2 separate regions of the Homo sapiens genome follow, and region 2 is linked to region 1. A link is a loop called in an ENCODE intact Hi-C map of the cell type or tissue named here. Cell type or tissue: mucosa of descending colon. All regions are shown on one strand. Each heading gives the region's core, and the rest is flanking DNA. Links, peaks and the distances in the headings are about the cores only. Region 1 overlaps UGT2B17 (UDP glucuronosyltransferase family 2 member B17). Region 2 holds the start of UGT2B15 (UDP glucuronosyltransferase family 2 member B15).

Region 1 (11,433 bases), core at 1,830-9,829:
TTTACTTAGATTCAAGTCTACCTTTTGCAGGTTAACAACAACAGCCAGTGCCGGGCACGGAGGCTCACACTTGTAATCCCAGCACTTTGGAAGGTTGAGGCAAGTGGATCACCTGAGGTCAGGAGTTCGAGACCAGCCTGGCCAACATGGCGAAACTCTGTCTCTACTAAAAATACAAAAATTATCCGGATGTGTTGGTGGGTGCCTGTAATCCCAGCTACTTGGGAGTCTGAGGCAGGAGAATCAGAATCACTTGAACCTAGAGGGTGGAGGTTGCAGTGAGCTGAGATCATGGTAGTATTAGTAATAATCACTATTGTACTACTAGTCATTTATTCCTTGTCCTCCTTATTCTCCTATTCTCTTCCCCCTGCTAATGGCACTATCACTTTCTTTTGATGTGAGTGAGGATTTTTTTTTGAGAATAAGATAAGAGTACACAGAATTACCTTTTAAGCTAAAATATTAATGAAGTGCCTCCACCTTTGCAATACAACTTTAGCTTTCCAGCGTGTTCAACTGACTGCCCAAACTTAAACATTTATATTTAAACAAGCACACAGAGTATCTGTTCTCTAGGATTTTGCTAGGAAAATCAATCATTATTAAATGAAGACTGATATCTTAAATGGCTGGCACATGTTAGCTAATTTAAAATATTAGAAATAATGACTAAAATAATAATCATAATATCAACAATATTTTTGGATCACTGGCTATGTGTCAGAGACAACTTAAGTGTTTTATCTGTGGTAACTACTTTTTTCCACACAACACAATATGAAGTTGTGATTATTATTGTAAAAGTAGTCATGATTGCCTAAACTCATGTAAAAGTTCCTAAATATTCTTTACATTGTACAAAGTTGCCTTTCTGTAATATTACACATTGAGAACATTGGGATTTTTTTTGAAAGGAAATCTGATCATATCTCTTCATTTCTTAACTCTTTTCAGTAGCTCTCCATTGTCCTTAATGGGTATATCAAATTTCATATATATATATATATATATATTTTTTTTTTTTGAGACAGAGTCTCACTCTGTTGCCCAGGCTGTTGTGCAATAGCATGATCTCGGCTCTCTGCAACCTCTGCCTCCCGCGTTCAAGCGATTCTCCTGCCTCAGCTTCCCGAGTAGCTGCTATTAGAGGTGCCTGCCAACATGCCTGACTAATTTTTGTATTTTTAGTAGAGACGGGGTTTCACCATGCTGGCCAGTCTGGTCTCAAACTCCTGACCTCAGGCGATCCGCCTGCCTCGGCCTCCCAAAGTGCTGGGATTACAGGTGTAAGCCACCACGCCCGGCCCATCATTGACTTTTACTCAACCTTTTCCTGTAAACTAAATTTGGAGTCCTGGGAACTGCCCTTACTGCTTTTCTACTTTTCTGCCTTAATGCAAGACTTTACTTTTTTGTTTGTTTATTTGTTTGTTTTTGAGACAGAGTCTCACTCCGTCGCACAGGCTAGAGTTCAGTGGTGTGGTCTCAGCTCACTGCAGCCTCTGCCCCCAGACTCAAGCAAGCCTCCTGCCTCAGCCTCTTAAGTAGCTGGGACTATGAGACTACAGGCACACACCAGCATGCCTGGCTATTATTTTTATTTTTGTTAGAGATGAGGTTTTACCATGTTGCCCAGGCTGGTCTCAAACTCCTGAGCCCAAGCAATCGTCCCTTCTCTGCCTCCCAAAATTCAGGGATTATAGGTGTGAGCCACCTTGCCTGGCCTCTGGTTTTCTTTTTGGGTCTTTCTCATCCCCTCATCGTTTCACCTATCTCTGCACATTATTGAGTACTCACTTTAATTGTCAATGAGTTTGGGATCTCTTCTGCATATTTCTTTATCATTGTGGTCTTTCCTTATAACACTTTTTAGACTTTTCTTTTTCACTTGTTTTTATTCTATCTTTCAAAGTACAATGTTAGGCATGAGGGCGCAGAAACTGTGCTACCTTTATTCTCTGAAAATCCAGCACTTACCTGTGGTTTGCATTAATCACTCTACAAATATTTTTTGAAGAAATGAACCATACTATCTTGTGGGTTGCACAATGAAGGCCTTACTTTAACCAACCCTGTTTTCAAAATCTCCCTAGTAAACCTCTTTGGTCTTTAATGATAATAACATTCACATACTTGTGATAGTATAGAAATATATGATTTTCTAATGGCAAGTCCTTTTTTTTGACCTCCCATATTCCCCTCACTCTGAGTTAAACACTCTGAAAGAAACATATCCAGCCATTCCTTCTGAAAATGTCAAGCAAACAAATGAAACAAGAATATGTTCACCTTAGGCAAGGGTTTGGCTGGTTTACAGTGAAGTCCTCCAACAAAATCAACATTTGGTAAGAATGGGCGAGGAAATTCAAAATCCCAATAGGTTCGAATGAGCCACATTTCAGCTTTCCCCATTGTCTCAAATAATGTAGTGGGTCTTCCTGATGGAAAAAAACAAAACAAAACAAAAGGTAGCTAACACGAGAATTGTTATTTTAATATTGAATATGCAGGTATTTTCCTGAAAGGACTTGGAATAACATACCTAAAAATATATAAAATGTCTGCACATTGATAATATATATAAATACATTTATATAATATAATACATTATATTAAATACATTATATTAAATTAATGTATATTAAATAATATTAAATACATTATATTAAATTAATGTATTTAATATATGTTAATATATTTTAATTTAATAGTATTTAATTTTTAATTTTTAATATTTAATAAAGTTTAATATTTAATATTAATAAAATTTTATTAATTTTATTTTATTAATAAAACATTAATAAAGTTAATAAAATTAAACAATATTTAATATTTAATTTAATATTTAATATTTAATAGTTTTAATTTAATATTTAAATTATTTAATAAAATAATTTAATATAATGTAAATACATTATATTAAATACATTTATATAGTCATCATTTAATTTTTATGTATTGCATATGTTGCTCATATGTATATATAAGGAAGGCAAAGTGTTCAGAGAGCTGTAAGAAGAAATCACATCTTTAATGTAACATCAGTATATTCACAATCATAAATAATTATTAAAATAAGTCACTAATATGGTTTGACTGTCCCCACCCAAATCTCCTCTCATCTTGAATTATAATCCCCATAATCCCCATGTGTCGAGGGAGGGACCCAGTGGCAGGTGATTGGATCATGGTGTGGATTCCTCCATGCTGTTCTCATGATATTGAGTGAGCTCTCATGAGATCTGATAGTTTTATAAGTGTCTGGTATTTCCCCTGCTTGCACTTCTCTCTCCTGCCACTAAGTGAGAAGATCCAAGCTTGCTTCCCCTTAGCCTTTCACCATGATTCTAAGTTTCTTGAGGCATCCCAGTCATGTAGAACTGAGTCTATTAAACTTCTTTTCTTTATAAATTGCCCAGTCTCAGGTATTTCTTTACAGCAGTGTGAGAATGGACTAATGTAGCCACTATGAACTTAAATACACATTTGTCTTCCCTCTGAAGCTGCAATAGTAACAAATATACCTTTAAACAACTCTTTCAGTTCCACAATTAATTCATCTTACCTTACCCATGAAAACAGCTTTCCAGGAAGTACTCTAGTGTCTACAGTTTATTAAGCTAGTCCCTTGATCCTTGGTTCTCAAAGTAAACCATGAGTTTTTTGAGCTCAACACTGAAATCTTTACACCTACTACTGTCTTGGTTCATCTTAAGATCTTAATATAATTAGATTTTTAAAATAAATATATTTACAAATGAGAATTAAAAATTTTTCAGAATTTATTGACATAGAGATATGTGCTCTTCCTTATTTTGGCCCCTATTTTCTTTGATGGAGAGATGCAGTTTAATAAAATATAGATTAAAACTTAGATGTTCACTTTCAACAAGATTTCAGTTTTTGAAGGAAATAATTGTGAAGTTGTTATTGAAGGAATGTATAAATATTAGAAATCTCAAGTTTTAGGCTTCTGTTTCTGGAGTAGAGCCACTATATTTCTCAACTGTGAAGGAATCCTTCTTATATGAAAAACAAAATTTAATTTCTAAATGAGGAAACTGAGGTACTCAGGTACAAGTTCCTCAATCCTGCATTGATAATATTTTTAGAAATATGTGTAAATATAAAATTTGTATGTCTGCCTTCATGAAGATGTTTCTTGAAGTATCTATTGACTTTTTTAAAGATGAAAAAATGTATAGCAAAATGATATGTGATGGCTTAAAGAAATCATAAGTGTTTTACATTGAAGGTTTATGACTCTCTTGGTGTCCTATAGCAGTGATGGCACCAGGGTTCTAACTGATTCTATAAGGTCAACATTCTATATTTTTGAGACTCATAGATCATCTTACATTTGCAATTCATAATTTCCCATAAAAACACTATCTTCTGACATTATATTTATATAAGCCCACCTTCAAAGGCACAGGAAAATTAGAACTTAATAAACACCAATTGGACACACGACTTACCTAGAACTTCACTATAAAACTGGTCCCACTTCTTCAGATCATATGCTTGAAACCAAAAGTCAAAATAAAGCATATATATCATATTTTTTATCCTCTCCATGAAAATCATTTGATCACTTAATTCTGACATAACAACAGGTACATAGGAAGGAGGGAACAGAAATCCTCCACCATTCTTCTCAACTGTGTAGCCAACAGAGAAGCGGAGACTGTACAGAAAGGGTATGTTAAGTAGCTCAGCCAGCAGCTCACCACAGGGATTAACGGCATCTGCCAGAAGGACATCAAATTTTGACTCTTGTAGTTTTCTCATAAGTTTCTTGTTCAAAACTGCATCTTCACAGAGCTTTATATTATAGTCAGAATATTCCCAACACAATTCTTGTAGTTGTGAAAAATATGACCAAAATGTATTTTTTGAAATACTATATGTCCATCTATCGAACATTTTCATAAAAAAATCTTCCAAATCATTTTTAGTTAAAGATGTAGGATAAACTTCTAATTTAATAGCAGATGATTTACTGGCATTGACAAGAATAGAAGCCGAAGATGTCAACACAATCACCTCATGACCCCTCTGAACAAGCTCTTCCAGGATTGTCTTCATATTTATCCAATGGCTGTATTCTGTGGGCCACACCAGCACCTTTCCACAACTCCCAGAGCTAAAGTAACAACTGAGCTGCATCAGCAGAAAGACTGACATCCATTTCAGAGACATCCTGGTCTTATGCAGTGCTTCTTTTCCAGTTGTTGTTTCTTTCTGTCATTTCTCATACTTATATCTGAGGAAAAATCAATCAAGTTAAAATATAACTGCTAAAATTTGAGTTGACCTCATATTTATTTTAGTGTGTTTGGTGTTCTTTTATATTTACAATTACTCTAGTCAAGCAATAATTTTTATGACCTAGAATACGTAAGTAACCTGTCTTATGTAATTATTTTATAATACTGTTAAGAACAGTGGCAGGTGAGAGGCTCCTGCCTGTTCGGTGCCCTTGACATAGAGAGAAGAAGTAATTATACAACTCAAACGCCATTTTTTAATATCGTGGTGCAAGTAATGTCTTCTAAAACTTTGTTGACACATAATTCATATACCATATGACTCACCAATTAGTGTGTACAGTTCAATGTTTCCTAGTATATTCACAGAATTTTACTTTCACTACAATAATCAGTATTATCTCCAAAAGATTCTATACAATAGCCTCTAACCCCCCACTCTGAAATTTTGCATCCATCCTACCCTAGGCAACCACTAATCTAATTTCTATCTCTATAGATTAGCATTTTCTGGACCCTTTAAAAAATAAATGAGGGTTTTCCAGTGATCATGGCAGATGGGATGCAGGACTAGATTGCAGCTCCAGACAGAGCAGCATGCAGAGGCTTGCATTGTGAATTTTAGCTGCAGGTCAACTGCAAGGACAGACCAGCAATTCTGAGAGGATCCACACACCCTCTGCAGGAAGCGTACTGCTCCTGCAGGACCTGGGAGACATCCCAAACACTGTGAGTGCCCCAACAATGGAAGTGGGAAAGGGTGATCCCCCTCTCCAGAATACACATCCCCACTGGAGAAGCTGAAGTTCTGTTTGCAGGAGAAGTTCCTGACTTTATGTGAAGCTGAGTCAAATTAGAGAACCAAGCCAAGCAAAATATAGGGGTAGAGGAAGTAGCAGAAAGGTACTGGGAGCTCTCTGGATACCCAAGCAGCTCATTCCTGCCTGGCACCACAGTGATCCTTTAGGAGGGTGGCCAGCGGAGCAGGGGGTTCAAAGATTCTTCTGGGGCCTGAAAGCTTGAAGGGATGAGTAACTCCTCCCTTCTCAGGCCCAGTCCCAAGATGCAAGGCTGCTTGCATCAGCAGCGTGTGTCAGCAAGATAGCAGAAGCAGGAAGAGAGCCGGCCAGAAGACACCTACCCTGGCTGGAGACATGAACCCTTGAAGATCAAGAGGCCATCCAGATACTACATAGCAGTCACGTTAGATTGGGACACTTACTCTTTACAGAGAACTATAAAACCACTGTCCCATCCTCACTTGGGGCTGATGCCATTTTAGGCCTCAGCCCACCTGCACCCAGGCACTCATTAAAACAGCACGCTGCTCCGCACTGCCTCGTGTTGTCTGTTGGCATGCTCTCAGGGATCAAACCAATTCAAGAACCTTATATCTGGTGCCAAAACCTGGGTGGGGCTCAGGTCTGTGTCCCTTGTGGACCTACCCCTCCACCCCAGAGAGCAAGCCACAGCAACCAGACAAAGGAAACTCCTCAGCCTCCAGTTGCCTCTCTGTGCATGTGTAGCAGGATGAGCCACAGACAAAACTTCTCAGACACCAAGTTGTAGAAGGAAGGGCTTTATTCAGCTGGGAGCATCGGCAAGCTACTGCCTTAAAATCCAAGCTCCTCAAGTGCGCAATTTTTGTCCTTTTTAAGGGCTCACAACACTAAAGATTTCACATGAAATGGTCGTGATTGATTTAAGCAAGCAGTGGGTATGTGACAGGTGCTGCATGCACTGCTGGTCAGAGAGAAACAGAACAGGGCAGGGGGTTTTACAGTGTTCTTCTGTACAATGTCTGGAATCTCTGAATAACATCGGTTTCTAAGTTATGAGTTGATTTTTAACTACTGGGTTTAGGTCAGGCAGGCCCAGGCCTGGTTTCAGGCCTGGAGCCAGGCTGCCTGTCTTTGGTTTTACTTCTTTGTTGTTTTTTCTTAAAACAGGTACTGAGCATAAAACAATATAAAATAATCTGAGAGGGTCCTTCTCTTCCTTCATTCCCCCCTTTTGAGACTCTCACTTTTTATTAGTGGGAGTTCTCACTCATTTTTTTACTTATGTCTTTTTGTGGAATAGACTGATAGTGATTCATATAGTACAGTTGTGCTGAAGCATTTTGTTGAACTAAGGTAGCGATGAAGCTTTTTATCATTTGAAGAAGTACAGGTAGCAAACAAGGGAGCAGTAAGCAGGTTTTTATAATTATTGTAACTCCTATTATAAGAGTTTTAAATTTTTCTAGTGCTGGGAACCACTTTCTAAACATGGCTTCAGGGTTGAATCCGTGCTACACTTGCACAGGTACATGTGCCAGTTTTGTCATATTTTTAACTATGTCTTTAATAACTTGCCTGATTATCTATGTGTAGACAGTAATTAGTAAGGTTAAATTTTTCACAAACTCCTCCTTCAGCTGCTAGCAAGTAGTCAAGAGCTAGTCTATTTTGATAGATTGCATTTCTCATCTGAGTCTCTTGCCGGGCAAGAACGGTCAAGGCTTGACCGGTTTTATTAGTAAAAATTTCTAAAACAGCTTGTAACCATATGATTCGGTTGAGCATGTAGATGGGGGTCCAATATCCTCATGAGCCATCTTGTGCCTAAGTGGCGGGTCCATAGTATTGTATGATTTTTTTCAGGGGGCTATTTATCATCTTTTCCTATGGCTATGCTTCATTTTTTTGTTCCCAGGAAGCATAGACTGGGAAGCCTAGAAGTTCATGTTTTTATGGGCAGTAAGAAGAAAGAAGGCTTAATGGTGCGAATTACACAGCTACCTGTCTACTGATCAGGCAGCTTAGCATAAGCTTTGTGTCCACATATATCCAGTATAATCCGGTGGGGGCCGTCCAGTCCCAGTGGAATTCTGGGTGGGCCCAAACAGTCTGCAACTTTGGAAATTTACTGAATGGATTTCTTTCTGTGTAATTGGAACTCCACCATGTGACTGTTTTTGTGGTACTATTATAGAGCTTTTGTCTAAGACAGCTAAGCTGCCTTACAGGATGAGTGAATCCTTTTCCTTCTTTAGCTATGCAATACTGTCTAATAATTGAGACTTTTAGAACCTAGAGATGATCAGGGTGATTCTTTTGGGCTGGGAATTCATCAGGAAATGGGTCTGTAGGAACTAATTCTTGGGCTTCCTATGGCCATTGATCTACTGTTATGGTTCCTCCACAAACATAATATGAGGTGACTTGTAGAGACTGGGCTACGTGTTAGGCTAATTGCAAAAAGAAATTTTTAGTTTTTCCTGGAATCTCAGGTACTGGCACATTTAGTTCATCATAGAAAGTCTGAAACACTGGTTCTGGAGAGCGTTTTTGAACCTCTCCTTTTATTAGGATGCTTACATTAGGATCTAGTCCCTTTTTATCCATGTCTAATGATATATATTTTTCTTTTATTTTACTTTGGGTCTGAGGGGTTTGTGATTATCAATTCTAAAAGGTTGTAGCTCCTATTCATGCAAGAGGGGCTGAGTTTTCCTTTTTGGAGTCAAACACGATCTTTTTTATTTTCCTTTTAAGTAGTCTGAATGACACGAGACCAGTATTGACACATCTCACATAAATATGATTTTTGACAGATATACTTATTTTTTTTACTGTGTAACTTTCTTTTTTAATTTAGAGAATCACATCCTGTTTCATGCTGCTTACTATTAATAGCGGCACAAGTGTCAAATTTTAAGGTTACATTTTGAGGAGCTCTGTTTTTTTCGGTTCTACCTATTACCTTACTTGTGTCACATAGAAAAGGAGCAGTCCTTAATTTTATTTTAAAAACTGTGATCATGGGAGGCTTAAAATTGTTCATAACACACATCAGGTTGGTTATTTCCTGGGCTACATACCTTGGATAGAATAGCATTATACAAACAATTTGTTGTTGTTTTTGTTGCTATTTAATTTTTTTAGAGTCCTCGGGCGTCCGTGATATTAGTGTTAGTCAGTTTTGTTGTGAGTGTTAGAAAGAGGGCATATAGAACCAGGAAGCTGATAAGAAAGACGATTATGAGGGCGTGATCATGGAAGGCAATTAGCTCTTTTATAATAACCATAAAGTAATTAGCTCTTTTATAATAACTATAAAGTAATAGGACTGTAGCAATCTTTTGTTCCACCTCAGTGACTTGATGTATATACTGGAAACAGTTCTTAGTCTGAGGAAGGTCAGTTGAAGTCCTTCCTGTACAAGTCCAAATTCTGAGGAAAATGAGTCCTGCGATGAGTCTCCTCATGCTTCAGCCATGCGTGGACCAGTCAGCTTCTGGGTGTGACTGGAGCAGTGTTTGTTGTCTTCTTCAGAGTCATTTTGCAGGGATTGGTGAAGCTGCTCCCATCCACGTACAGCTCCCAGTCTACTGATGTACAGTTATGTTTAACTGGGCTCTCTGATAATAGGAGTAAGATAGTGAGCTTAGGGTGTTGCAAACTTCAATGGTTATGTGGGGATTTTCACAATGCAAGCTTTGGTATCTAGTTAGTCTATCATTTATTAGCTAATGATGTCCTTTGGTATTTATTAAAATTACCACAGCATGGGGAGACTTTATGTTTAGGTTTTTCCTAAGAGTTAGCTTATTTGCTTCTTGTGTTAACAGGGCTGTTGCTGCCAGGGCCCTTGGACATGGGGGCCAGCCTTTGGAAACCCCGTCTAGTTGTTTTGAGAGACAGGCCATTGGCCTTGGCCAGGAACCTCCAGTCTGGGTTAAAACTCCAACTGCCATTTTTTTCTCTTTCTGACACATAGAGTGTGAAGAGTTTTGTCAGGTCAGGTAGCCTCAGGGCTGGGGCCGACATGAGTTTTTTTTTTTTTTTTAACTCATGAAAAGCTCTTTGCTGTTGGTTGTAATAGATGTAGTTTATCTAATCTACATTTTTATTGACTGTTATCTACTAAAATATTGACTTAAATCTTGTAACTATTTGATTTCAAGCTTTAAATTGATCTGGTATTCCTTGCAGGGCTTCGATTGCATCTAAATAGATGTGAGAGTTGAAAGACTTATAAGGGGCTCCTCTCACTTTACGATGTGTTATTATTATTTTTTCCTTCCTCTGGTTGATGAAATGCCAGGGTGAAAGGGATAGCCCAATGGACTAAGGCACAAATGCCACTCTAGTTATTTGGCAGAGTGCCTAGTAAAGGTCCACCACAATACTACCACACATCTGCTCAGGGATGAACAAGGGCTGATTGATTGATAAGCTCTTGAAAATTCTTAAGCTCACTGCATCCTTTTAGGTCTCCAAGGAATGCTAAGTTTCCTCCCTGCCGTGAGAGACAGGAAGTGAACTTAGTGTTGAGAGACAGAAGCTGGATGGCCCTTGGGGGCTGACTGGCAGGGACTTCAGGATATAGCAGAGAGAGCTTGGCATGACTTATTACTCCAGGCTGTAGAATCCTGGAAAAGAGCTACCATCAGGCCCACACCTGGTGAACTGGAGGACCACCGTAGTGGGAAGGGGACAATTAGGGCCTCTGGCCTGCCATGTGCACAAGCATAACAATTGCTTTTGTTTATTGTGTAGTTGGAATATTTGATCCATTTCAACCAGGCATTTGTAGCTTGATATACTGTCTTAATTGCTAAAGTTTGTTTTAAGTCTTTAACTTTTATGATCCTCTAGTAAAATGAATATTTCCATTAGCACTAATTTTTATTAGTTTTTAGACCAAAGAAAGCTAAACATCATTTTATATTTAATGTTTCTTGTATGATTTTTATACCAGATAAGCTAAATTTTACTTTTATATTAGTGTGTTATTAATATTAAACTTAATTTTAATAAAACCTTGTAGACATATTTATCCAATTTTTCATAGTTGACCATAAGGTAAGATTTTATAGACTCTGTTTAACCTTTTACAATTTTTGTTAAAGAGCAGGTTGATGCTTTAAGGAAAAAACCTGTTGCATTTTTACTTTCATGTCTAGTTCACAGAAAAACTGGATAATACTTTTTTAACTTTAGCTAATAAGTTTACACACAGAATTTTCTTTAAATTAACATTTTAAAACTTGCTTGAACTTTTCAAACAATAATTCTTTTTTGACTTTTTAATGTAGGTAAAAATCCACATTCTTATGCCTCCTTATAATCTTCTCATTAAAGTTATATTTTACTTTTTTATACACCTGCAC
Region 2 (11,433 bases), core at 1,931-9,930, 98 kb after region 1:
CCATTCTATTCAAAGTCACCCCTCTGCTCACTGGGATAAATGCATATCTGATTGCCTCCTTGGAGAGGCTAATCAGAAAGTCAAAGGAATGCCTCCTCCCTGCTTCAAGTTGGCAAAAATAAACTTTCTAAATGTACTGAGACCTGTATCAGATATTTGGGGTTCACAAGATTATCAATGAAATATTCAAATATTTAAGAATTGTTAAGCAGTCTTAATTCTAGTAATAAAAAAGTAGCAAATTAGTAATAACCTATATATTTATTTTATATACTTTATACTAGCTGTAACCTTCCAAATTTAATATAAATTTATTAATTTTTGAGTGATATGAGAAGAGTTTACTTATATCCACTTGTCTACTAGTCATAAGTTATTTTATGAATTTGACATCATTGATTACAAAAGACTAAATATTTAAACTGCACATATGGTGAGAAATAATGCTACATATGTAGTATGTGTAATTTCTTTTCATTTGCTAACTATCAAGTGCTACTTTCAGGAAAAATTTCAAGTGGCAGTGTTTGACACAAATTCAGACTATTATCAGTATTGCTACTTTTGTAAATGCTAACAATGTAGGAAAAAGGAGCCCATTGACAATTCATGATTAACAATACAGATGCTGAAAATGTAGAAAATTGTATTTTGCTGCATTTTGCTTAACTGATCTTTCACACTTAGATGATGCACTACCTAGCATTGACAGCCTTGATATATGGTCAGCTATAGCCAGTCATTACCATGTCTAGTACCAAACTAAGGTACTGATTTTAGAATTCCCAAGCAATCTTTATAAACTGGAGTAGAATTTACAAGTGTTGACCTTGTATTTGATATGGGAGTGTTAAAGTAACTCTGTGTTTTCAGCAAAAACTTGTATAGATCATTCAGAGAGGGCTATGTCAGATAAGAAACTAAAACGTAAATTGAAAATACACAAAGATTGTATAGATTAGAAAATAAGTTCCTACCATGTTTATTTATATTTTCTGCTCCTTCCTCAATCTGGAGAAGGCACTAATCTGATTCTTAGAGCATAGTCTTTGTTGGGCCACATTTAATAATGCACATAGTCTACCCTAAAAGCAGGATTCTATCTCCATCCTTTCCATTACATTTTTCTGCTTAAGACATTAGCGGCACCCAAGTCAGCAGAGCAGACAAGTTTTTTTTTTTTTTCTCTAAATCTACTTGGCTAGGTGGGTACCTCCAGAGCAGTGGCTAGTCAGACTAGGACATTCTTTCTCTGAATGGCACCCTGAACAGAACACTAAATAGACCTATTCCAATACATGGGAAGTAAAAACAGCCAGATTGCTTGGTAAGACGAAGCTGCATGATGCATTTCAAAGTTTTTTCGATACCTGCTTATTGTTATTGTGATAGTACAGTAACTTATTAAAATTTAACTGCTTTTTGATAATATCTACAGTGTATACAGTACCTTCTAAAATCCTGTAAACCAAAAGGAGCAAATGACAGGGCAGAATTTAGTGATTTCTATGTACATGCTACGATACCATGATAATACCAAACTTCACTAGCACCTCTTAAATATATTTCCTTCTGATCACAATATTAATGCCAACGTTATTATCAACCAAAACTCCTCTCTTTATGATTTTAAGATCTTCCATATATGTTTTTGTTTTGAACAGATGTCTGAGATAATTAGAACTATCATAGCAGTTAAATTTTCAGGCAGAACATTTCTGTAATGGACTCTTGAAGAGTTTAACAGATTCATTTAGTAGCCATCCACAGTTAAGGCACTTTATCTAACCTTTTGTGGGATCTGGGCAAGGGCTGATGCAATCATGTTGGCACTTTCTTCTGACATGTTACTGATCATCGACCCCAGAGAAAACACCACAATACCATTTTCTCCAGAGCTCTGCACAAACTCTTCCATTTCCTGTGAAGAAAGAATTTGTTCTATCAGAAAAGAGCAACAGCACAGAAAACACTATTGACAGGATTGTTACAAACATCTAAGATGAGAAAGTCAGAAGCTATTGGAGTAATTTTTTTAAACTGACCTAATCATTCAGTTTCTTTGAAAGGAGATGTGTAATATAATATATGTGGGATCTTTCATGCAAATTTGTGTAAATATGTGTGCATATGCATGTATGTATGTGTGTGTAAGGAGGAAATGAAACAAAGCTATGACACTGCAGTAGGAGGAGATAATGCTAGAAAATGTTACACCCAGACACTTTATTTATAATATTATAATTACTAACATAGGTTATTGGAAGGTAGCTTTACTTGGCTTCAATTCTAATTTTTTTTGTGGTTCTACTAAATCTCTTGTGTTTATTTGGGGTAGTTTTATTTTATTTTATTTTTTTCTGTTCAGTTCTTTTAGTTAGGAGTCATTGGAGCCATTACATGACTATGAGCATTGAGGAAAAGTTAGTTACAATTGGAATGATATTATATCTACATTTATTTAGCTTCTAGCTCTCTAACCCTTTATATTTCACTTAAAGTTAGGGTTTCCTAGTCTTACCCCACTACCCCTCACTGCCCCCGACACCCCCACCCCCCAAAAACACCTTAAAAGCTGAAGTATAAGAATCACTGACATTCAGCAGTCTGGTATTGTGGTTTGGAATTTCTGGGAAATAGTTCTGAGAATTCCATTTATAATACAGTATTATATACTATATAGTTACATAATTAAGTGATCTTATTTCTCAGGTCATTGCTTAGGTATGACTATGACACCTTTTGTCCTGAAATCACACTGTGAATTTGATGTGCTATGTATAACTGAATGTGGGGGACCCTCATCATCACTTTGCTGTGTCTCACAGGGGGCACTTGAACCACAGTGGGAGAGGTCACCAGGACTTTCTCCAGTGGAGATCTGCTCACCCCCTAGAGTAGCTCCCTCACACTATATGAAGCTCCTGGTGAATATGTGTTTGCTTTGAAATGAATGAGAATTATTCTGACTTGTGTTTCCTGATGTGTCCCTGTTTTTAAACTTAAATCCATTCTCTAATGCCACATCGCTCAATGTATTCTCACACCAAAAAAAAAAAAAGAGAGAGAGAAAGAGGAAAAGAAATGTAGACCCATAAGTTTCCTGGATATCATATCAAAATTGTATACTCATCTTTTTGTTGCTGTTGTCCCTTTTGTTCAAAATTCTCTTTTTCTCAGTAAAATAATGACCAACCCCTTCTGTCATAACAAATATACTTTCTGGTCCTAATCATTGGGGGAAATTTCTTTATAAAACTGTTTACAAATAAAAAAAGAAATTCTAAAATATGTCAATTCAGACCATATATTGGTAAGTATTTTTAAAAAATATAATTTAACTTTATGACATCTTTTTTTTTTTTCCAGATGGAGTCTTTCTCTGTCACCCAGGCTGGAGTGCAATGATGCAATCTTGGCTCATTGCAACCTCTGCCTCCCAGGTTAAAGCAATTCTCCTGCCTCAGTCTCCTGAGTAGCTGGGATTACAGGCACCTGCCACCACGCCTGGCTAATTTTTCTGTTTTTAGTAGAGACAGGTTTCACCATCTTGGCCAGACTGGTCTTGACCTCCTGACCTTGTGATCCACCCGCCTCAGCCTCCCGATGTGCTGGGATTACAGGCATGAGCCACTGTGCCTGGCCTGACATCAGTTTTAATTGGAGATTCAGTGTATGGCTATTAGAGATAATTCATGAGGCATCCAGGAACTCAGTGTAATTGCAGTTGCCTGTAGCCACATTTAATGTAACTTGAGTTCAATGTTTTGTCTCATTCACTGCCAAAAGTCTGCTTCACCCACCCAGTATTGAAGTAATAAAACATCTATTTATAGACAGATCAGCACTGATCTCATTCTGTGATGTCTTTATGAAAGTAATGGTAATAGAAGATCAATGTAAGTAGTTTTATAAAAGTATGAAAATTTAGAAAAAGAAAATCATTTACCCATATCTCTATCTCAATTTAAAATGTGTGCCATTTCATTATGGGTTTAATTCTATTTATATAACTCAATGTACATATGTGATGTTTATTTAGAAAATTTTATTCTCATTGTATATGCCTTTTTATTCTACAAAAAAACTGTGATCTTGTTCTACTCATCATTTTGTTCCTTAGTTTCCAACTATACCTGTACCACGGCTGACAGTGTAATTAAACATTGTTTTGAAAAAAGGATTGTAATGGCTTGGTATGCACATTATGTAAGTTTTTAACCATTTCTTAATGTAAGATATTTGAATTATTTCCAGAGTTTTTTTAATGAGTATTTGCTACCGATATTGAATCTTACCATCATGATTTATTCTCTGTACAGTTTCATGTGAGTATATTATAAAGGCAATGCCTATATGCATTTTTCAAACACTTGATACTTTTTGGCAAGAGTCTTATTCTTTTGAAATATACAAACATTATCTGAGAATCTAATACATAATGGAAAAGCAAGCAAATTTGTCGCAACAATTATTTTGTGTACAAAAGAATTAGAGAATCAGTTTCACAATTATTTACTTGGATTCAAGTCTACCTTCTGCAAGTTAACAACAACGGAGGCTCACACTTGTAATCCCAGCACTTTGGGAGGCTGAGGCATGTGGATCACCTGAGGTCAGGAGTTCAAGACCAGCCTGGCCAACATGGTGAAACTCTGTCTCTACTAAAAACACAAAGATTAGTCAGATGTGTTGGCAGGTGCCTGTAATCCCAGCTACTCGGGAGGCTGAGGCAGGAGAATCAGATCGCTTGAACCTGGGGGGTGGAGGTTTCAGTGAGCCGAGATCATGCTAGTATCAGTAATAATCACTATTGTACTACTAGTCATTTATCCCTTGTCCTTATTCTGCTACTCTCTTCCCCCTGCTACTGGCACTATCACTTTCTTTTAATGTGAGTGAGGAATTTTTTTTTGAGAATAAGATAAGAGTACACAGAATTACCTTTTAAGCTAGAATATTAATGAAGAGCCTCCACCTTTACAATACAACTTTAGCTTTCCAGCTTGTTCAACTGACTGCCCAAACTTAAACATTTACATTTAAACAAGTACACAGAGTATCTGTTCTCTAGGACTTTGCTAGAGAATATAATCTTGATGTGTTGGAAAATCAATCACTATTAAATGAAGACTGATATCTTAAATGGCTGGCACATGTTAGCTAATTTAAAGTATTAAAAATAATGACTGAAATAATCATAATATCAACAATATTTTTGGATCACTGGCTGTGTGTCAGAGACAACTTAAGTGTTTTATCTGTGGTAACTACTTTTTTTCCACACAGCACAATATGAAGTTGTGATTATTATTATAAAAGTAGTCATGATTGCTTAAACTCATGTAAAAGTTCCTAAATGATCTTTACATTTTACAAACTTGCCTTTTTGCAATATTATACATTGGGAATATTGGGATTTTTTAAAAGGAAATCTGATCATATCTCTTCATTTCTTAACTCTTTTCACTCTTTTCAGTAGCTCTCCATTGTCCCTATGGGTATATCAAATTACATATATATATATATATATATTTTTTTTTTTTGAGACAGATTCTCACTCTGTTGCCCAGGCTGGAGTGCAATAGCGTGATCTCGGCTCTCTGCAACCTCTGCCTCCGGGGTTCAAGTGATTCTCCTGCCTCAGCTTCCCAAGTAGCTGCTATTACAGTCACCTGCCAACATGCCTGGCTAACTTTTGTATTTTTAGTAGAGACGGGGTTTCACCATGCTGGCCACTCTGGTCTCCAACTCCTGACCTCAGGTGATCCACCTGCCTTGGCCTCCCAAAGTGCTGGGATTACAGGTGTAAGCCACCACGCCCGGCCCATCATTGACTTTTACTCAACCTTTTCCTGTAAATTAAATTTGGAGTTCCTGGGAACTGCCCTTATTGCTTTTCTACTTTTCTGCCTTAATGCAAGCCTTTACTTTTTTTTTTTTTGTTTATTTGTTTGTTTTTGAGACAGAGTCTCGCTCTGTCGCACAGGCTAGAGTTCAGTGGTGTGGTCTCAGCTCACTGCAGCCTCTGCTCCCAGACTCAAGCAAGCCTCCTGCCTCAGCCTCTTAAGTAGCTACGACTATGAGACTACAGGCACACACCAGCATGCCTGGCTATTATTTTATTTTTTATTTTTGTTAGAGATGAGGTTTTACCACGTTTCCCAGGCTGGTCTCAAACTCCTGAGCCCAAGCAATCATGCCTTCTCTGCCTCCCAAAGTGCAGGGATTATAGGTGTGAGCCACCTTGCCTGGCCTCTGGTTTTCTTTTTGGGTGTTTATCAACCCCTCATCGTTTCACCTATCTCTGCACATTATTGAGTACTCACTTTAATTGTCAATGAGTTTGGGATCTCTTCTGCATATTTCTTTATCATTGTGGTCTTTCCTTATAACACTTTTTAGACTTTTCTTTTTCACTTGTTTTTATTCTATCTTTCAAAGTACAATGTAAGGCATGAGGGAGCAGAAACTGTGCTACCTTTATTCTCTGAAAATCCAGCACTTACCTGTGGTTTGTATTAATCACTCTACAAATATTTTTTGAAGAAATGAATCATACTATCTTTTGGGTGGCACAATGAAGGCCTTACTTTAACCAACCCTGTTTTCAAAATCTCCCTAGTAAACCTCTTTGGTCTTTAATGATAATAACATTCACATACTTGTGATACTACAGAAATATATGATTTTCTAATGGCAAGTCCTTGTTTTTGACCTCCCATATTCCCCTCACTCTGAGTTAAACACTCTGAAAGAAACATATCCAGCCATTCCTTCTGAAAATGTCAAGCAAACAAATGAAACAAGAATACATTTACCTTAGGCAGGGGTTTGGCTGGTTTACAGTGAAGTCCTCCAACAAAATCAACATTTGGTAAGAATGGGCGAGGAAATTCAAAATCCCAATAGGTTCGAATGAGCCACATTTCAGCTTTCCCCATTGTCTCAAATAATGTAGTGGGTCTTCCTGATGGAAAAAAACAAAACAAAACAAAAGGTAGCTAACACGAGAATTGTTATTTGAATATGCAGGTATTTTCCTGAAAGGACTTGGAATAACATACCCAAACATATATAAAATGTCTGTGCATTGATAAAATATATATAAATACATTTATATATAGTCATAATTTAGATTTTATTTATTGCATATGTTGCTCATATGTATATATAAGGAAGGCAATGTATTCAGAGATCTGTAAGAAGAAATCACATCTTTAATGTAACATCAGTATATTCACAATCATAAATAATTATTAAAATAAGTCACTAATATGGTTTGACTGTCCCCACCCAAATCTCCTCTCATCTTGAATTATAATCCCCATAATCCCCATGTGTCCAGGGAGGGACCCAGTGGCAGGTGATTGGATCATGGTGTGGATTCCTCCATGCTGTTCTCATGATATTGAGTGAGCTCTCATGAGATCTGATAGTTTTATAAGTGTCTAGTATTTCCCCTGCTTGCACTTCTCTCTCCTGCCACTAAGTGAGAAGATCCAAGCTTGCTTCCCCTTAGCCTTTCACCATGATTCTAAGTTTCTTGAGGCATCCCAGTCATGTAGAACTGAGTCTATTAAACTTCTTTTCTTTATAAATTACCCAGTCTCAGGTATTTCTTTACAGCAGTGTGAGAATGGACTAATGTAGCCACTATGAACTTAAATACACATTTGTCTTCCCTCTGAAGCTGCAATAGTAACAAATATACCTTTAAACAACTCTTTCAGTTCCACAATTAATTCATCTTACCTTACCCATGAAAACAGCTTTCCAGGAAGTACTCTAGTGTCTACAGTTTATTAAGCTAGTCCCTTGATCCTTGGTTCTCAAAGTAAACCATGAGTTTTTTGAGCTCAACACTGAAATCTTTACACCTACTACTGTCTTGGTTCATCTTAAGATCTTAATATAATTAGATTTTTAAAATAAATATATTTACAAATGAGAATTAAAACATTTTCAGAATTTATTGACATAGAGATATGTGCTCTCCCTTAATTTGGCCCCTATTTTCTTTGATGGAGAGATGCAGTTTAATAAAATATAGATTAAAACTTAGATGTTCACTTTCAACAAGATTTCAGTTTTTGAAAGAAATAATTGTCAACCTGTTATTGAAGGAATGTATAAACATTAGAAATCTCAAGTTTTAGGCTTCTGTTTCTGGAGTAGAGCCACTATATTACTCAACTGTGAAGGAATCCTTCTTACATGAAAAACAAAATTTAATTTCTAAATGAGGAAACTGAGGAACTCAAAGAGAAACAAATTCCTCAATCCTGCATTGATAATTTTTCTAGAAATATGTGTAAATACTAAATTTATGTGTCTGCCTTCATGAAGATGTTTCTTGAGGTATCTATTGACTTTTTTTAAAGATGAAAAAATGTATAGCAAAATGATATGTGATAGTTTAAAGAAATCATTAGTGCTTTACAATGAAGGTTTATGACTCTCTGGGTGTCCTGTAGTAGTGATGGCCCCAGGGTTCTAACTGATTCTATAAGGTCAACATTCTATAATATTTTTGAGACTGATAGATCATCTTACATTTGCAATTCATAATTTCCCTTAAAAACACTATCTTCTGACATTATATTTATATAAGCTCACCTTCAAAGGCACAGAAAAGTTAGAACTTAATAAGCACCAGTTAGACACATGACTTACCTAGAACTTCACTATAAAACTGGTCCCACTTCTTCAGATCATAAATTTGAAACCAAAAGTCAAAATAAAGCATATGTATCATATTTTTTATCCTCTCCATGAAAATCATTTGATCACTTAATTCTGACATAACAACAGGTACATAGGAAGGAGGGAACAGAAATCCTCCACCATTCTTCTCAAATGTGTAGCCAACAGAGAATCGAAGACTGTACAGAAAGGGTATGTTAAATAGTTCAGCCAGTAGCTCACCACAGGGATTAAGGGCATCTGCCAGAATGACATCAAACTTTGACTCTTGTAGTTTCATCATAAGTTTCTTATTCAAAACTGCATCTTTACAGAGCTTGTTACTGTAGTCATAATATTCCCAACACAATTCTTGTAATTGTGAAAAATATGACCAAAATGTATTTTTTGAAACACCATATATCCATCTATCGAGAATTTTCAGAAGAGAATCTTCCAAATAATTTTTAGTTAAAGATGTAGGATAAACTTCTAATTTAATAGCAGATGATTTACTGGCATTGACAAGAGTAGAAGCCGAAGATGTCAACACAGTCACCTCATGACCCCTCTGAACAAGCTCTTCCAGGATTGTCTTCATATTTATCCAATGGCTGTATTCTGTGGGCCACACTAGCACCTTTCCACAGCTTCCAGAGCTAAAGTAACAACTGAGCTGTATCAGCAGAAAGACTGACGTCCATTTCAGAGACATCCTGGTCTTATGCAATGCTTCTTTTCCAGTTGTTGTTTCTTTCTGTCATTTCTCATACTTATATCTGAGGAAAAATCAATCAAGTTAAAATATAACTGCTAAAATTTGAAGTAAATACATAATACTAACAGTCTGAATAGGTGCATGCCAAGGAGACCAACAAAAGATTGATGACCTCATATTTATTTTAGTGTGTTTGGTGTTCTTTTATGTTTACAATTACTCTAGTCAAGCAATAATTTTTATGACCTAGAATATGTAAGTAACCTGTCTTATGTAATTATTTTATAATACTGTTAAGAACAGTGGCAAGTGAGAGGCTCCTGCCTGTTCGGTGCCCTTGACATAGAGAGAAGAAGTAATTATACAACTCAAACGGCATTTTTTAATATCGTGGTGCAAGTAATGTCTTCTAAAACTTTGTTGACACATAATTCATATACCATATGACTCACCAATTAGTGTGTACAGTTCAATGTTTCCTAGTATATTCACAGAATTTTACATCCACTACAATAATCAGTATTATCTCCAAAAGATTCTATACAATAGCCTCTAACCCCCCACTCTGAAATTTTGCATCCATCCTACCCTAGGCAACCACTAATCTAATTTCTATCTCTATAGATTAGCATTTTCTGGACCCTTTAAAAAATAAATGAGGGTTTTCCAGTGATCATGGCAGATGGGATGCAGGACTAGATTGCAGCTCCAGACAGAGCAGCATGCAGAGGCTTGCATTGTGAATTTTAGCTGCAGATCAACTGCAAGAACAGACCAGCAATTCTGAGAGGATCCACACACCCTCTGCAGGAAGAGTACTGCTCCTGCAGGACCTGGGAGACATCCCAAACACTGTGAGTGCCCCAACAATGGAAGTGGGAAAGGGTGATCCCCCTCTCCAGAATACACATCCCCACTGGAGAAGCTGAAGTTCTGTTTGCAGGAGAAGTTCCTGACTTTATGTGAAGCTGAGTCAAATTAGAGAACCAAGCCAAGCAAAATACAGGGGTAGAGGAAGTAGCAGAAAGGCACTGGGAGCTCTCTGGATACCCAAGCGGCTCATTCCTGCCTGGCATCACAGGGATCTATCAGGAGGGTGGCCAGTGATGCAGGGGGTTCAAAGATTCTCCTCAGGACCTGAAGGCTTGAAGGGATGAGTAACTCCTCCCTTCTCAGGCCCAGCCCCAAGATGCAAGACCACTTGCATCAGCAGCGTGTGTCAGCAAGATAGCAGAAGCAGGAAGAGAGCCGGCCAGAAGACACTTACCCTGGCTGGAAGAGATGTACCCCTGAAGATCAAGAAATAGGCCATCCAGGTACTACATAGCAGTCACAACAGACTGGGACACTTACTGTTTACAGAGGACTACAAAACCCCTGTCCCATCCTCACTTGGGGCTGATGCCATTTTAGGCCTCAGCCCACCTGCAACCAGGCGTTCATTAAAACAGCATGTTGCTCCACACCGCCTCCTGTTGTCTGTTGGCGCGCTGTTGGGGTTCAAACTGATTCAAGAACCTTACATCTGGTGCCAAATCCTAGGAGGGGCTCAGGTCTGTGTCGCTTGTGGACCTATCCCTCCACCCCAGAGAGCAGGCCACAGCAATTAGACAGAGGAAGCTCCTCAGCCTCCAGTCGCCTCTCTGTGCATGCGCATCAGCCACTGATCTCGCCTACTGGTAAGTTTCCCTTGGAGCCCGGTTAACAGGGCAAAATCTACATGGCCTCTCTTGGTTTCTCCAGTCCAAAAATCCAACACTGATCCAAGAAGGCGCCAGCGTGCGCCAGGCACTCGCTGGTCATCTGGTCTTAGGGGGATGCCTCTAAGCCATTTCATCCCGTTCCAGGAACCAAAAAGGCAGCGGAGACGATAACTCCTTTTATCGTCTCCCTCCAGCTGTCCAGGATGGTCTCCTTTTTCCCTGTTCTCTCGAGCTACCCTTCATTATGGGAAACTCCCGGTCCTCAATTCCAAAAAACAGCCCTCCAGCCTGCCTCATTAAAAATCTGCAAACCTTAGGCCTCAGGCA

What was found. A loop is a pair of places that touch in the nucleus more often than their neighbours do. Peaks named below come from ENCODE experiments on the same cell type or tissue, not always from the same donor. Only the 100,000 strongest peaks of a DNase experiment are listed, where the experiment ranks them.
Region 2: it touches region 1 in a loop (12-fold over the local background); 4 of 110 quality-filtered maps call a loop at or near these places.

What each region holds. Positions count from the first base shown.
Region 1 is chr4:68,563,280-68,574,712 of GRCh38, forward strand. It overlaps UGT2B17 (UDP glucuronosyltransferase family 2 member B17), which reads right to left. Exons shown (of 7, transcript NM_001077.4): 2 at 4,482-5,269; 3 at 2,293-2,441. The coding sequence starts at 5,205. Among named protein-coding and RNA genes, the nearest start is that of UGT2B17, 7.3 kb to the right of the region's middle. In mucosa of descending colon, for the core only: no CTCF peak of the experiment used is centred there; DNase peaks (open chromatin) are centred at 6,332 and 9,569; H3K4me3 peaks cover 956 bases.
Region 2 is chr4:68,661,219-68,672,651 of GRCh38, forward strand. It overlaps UGT2B15 (UDP glucuronosyltransferase family 2 member B15), which reads right to left and starts at 9,434. Exons shown (of 6, transcript NM_001076.4): 1 at 8,677-9,434; 2 at 6,822-6,970; 3 at 1,790-1,921. The coding sequence starts at 9,400. In mucosa of descending colon, for the core only: no CTCF peak of the experiment used is centred there; no DNase peak of the experiment used is centred there.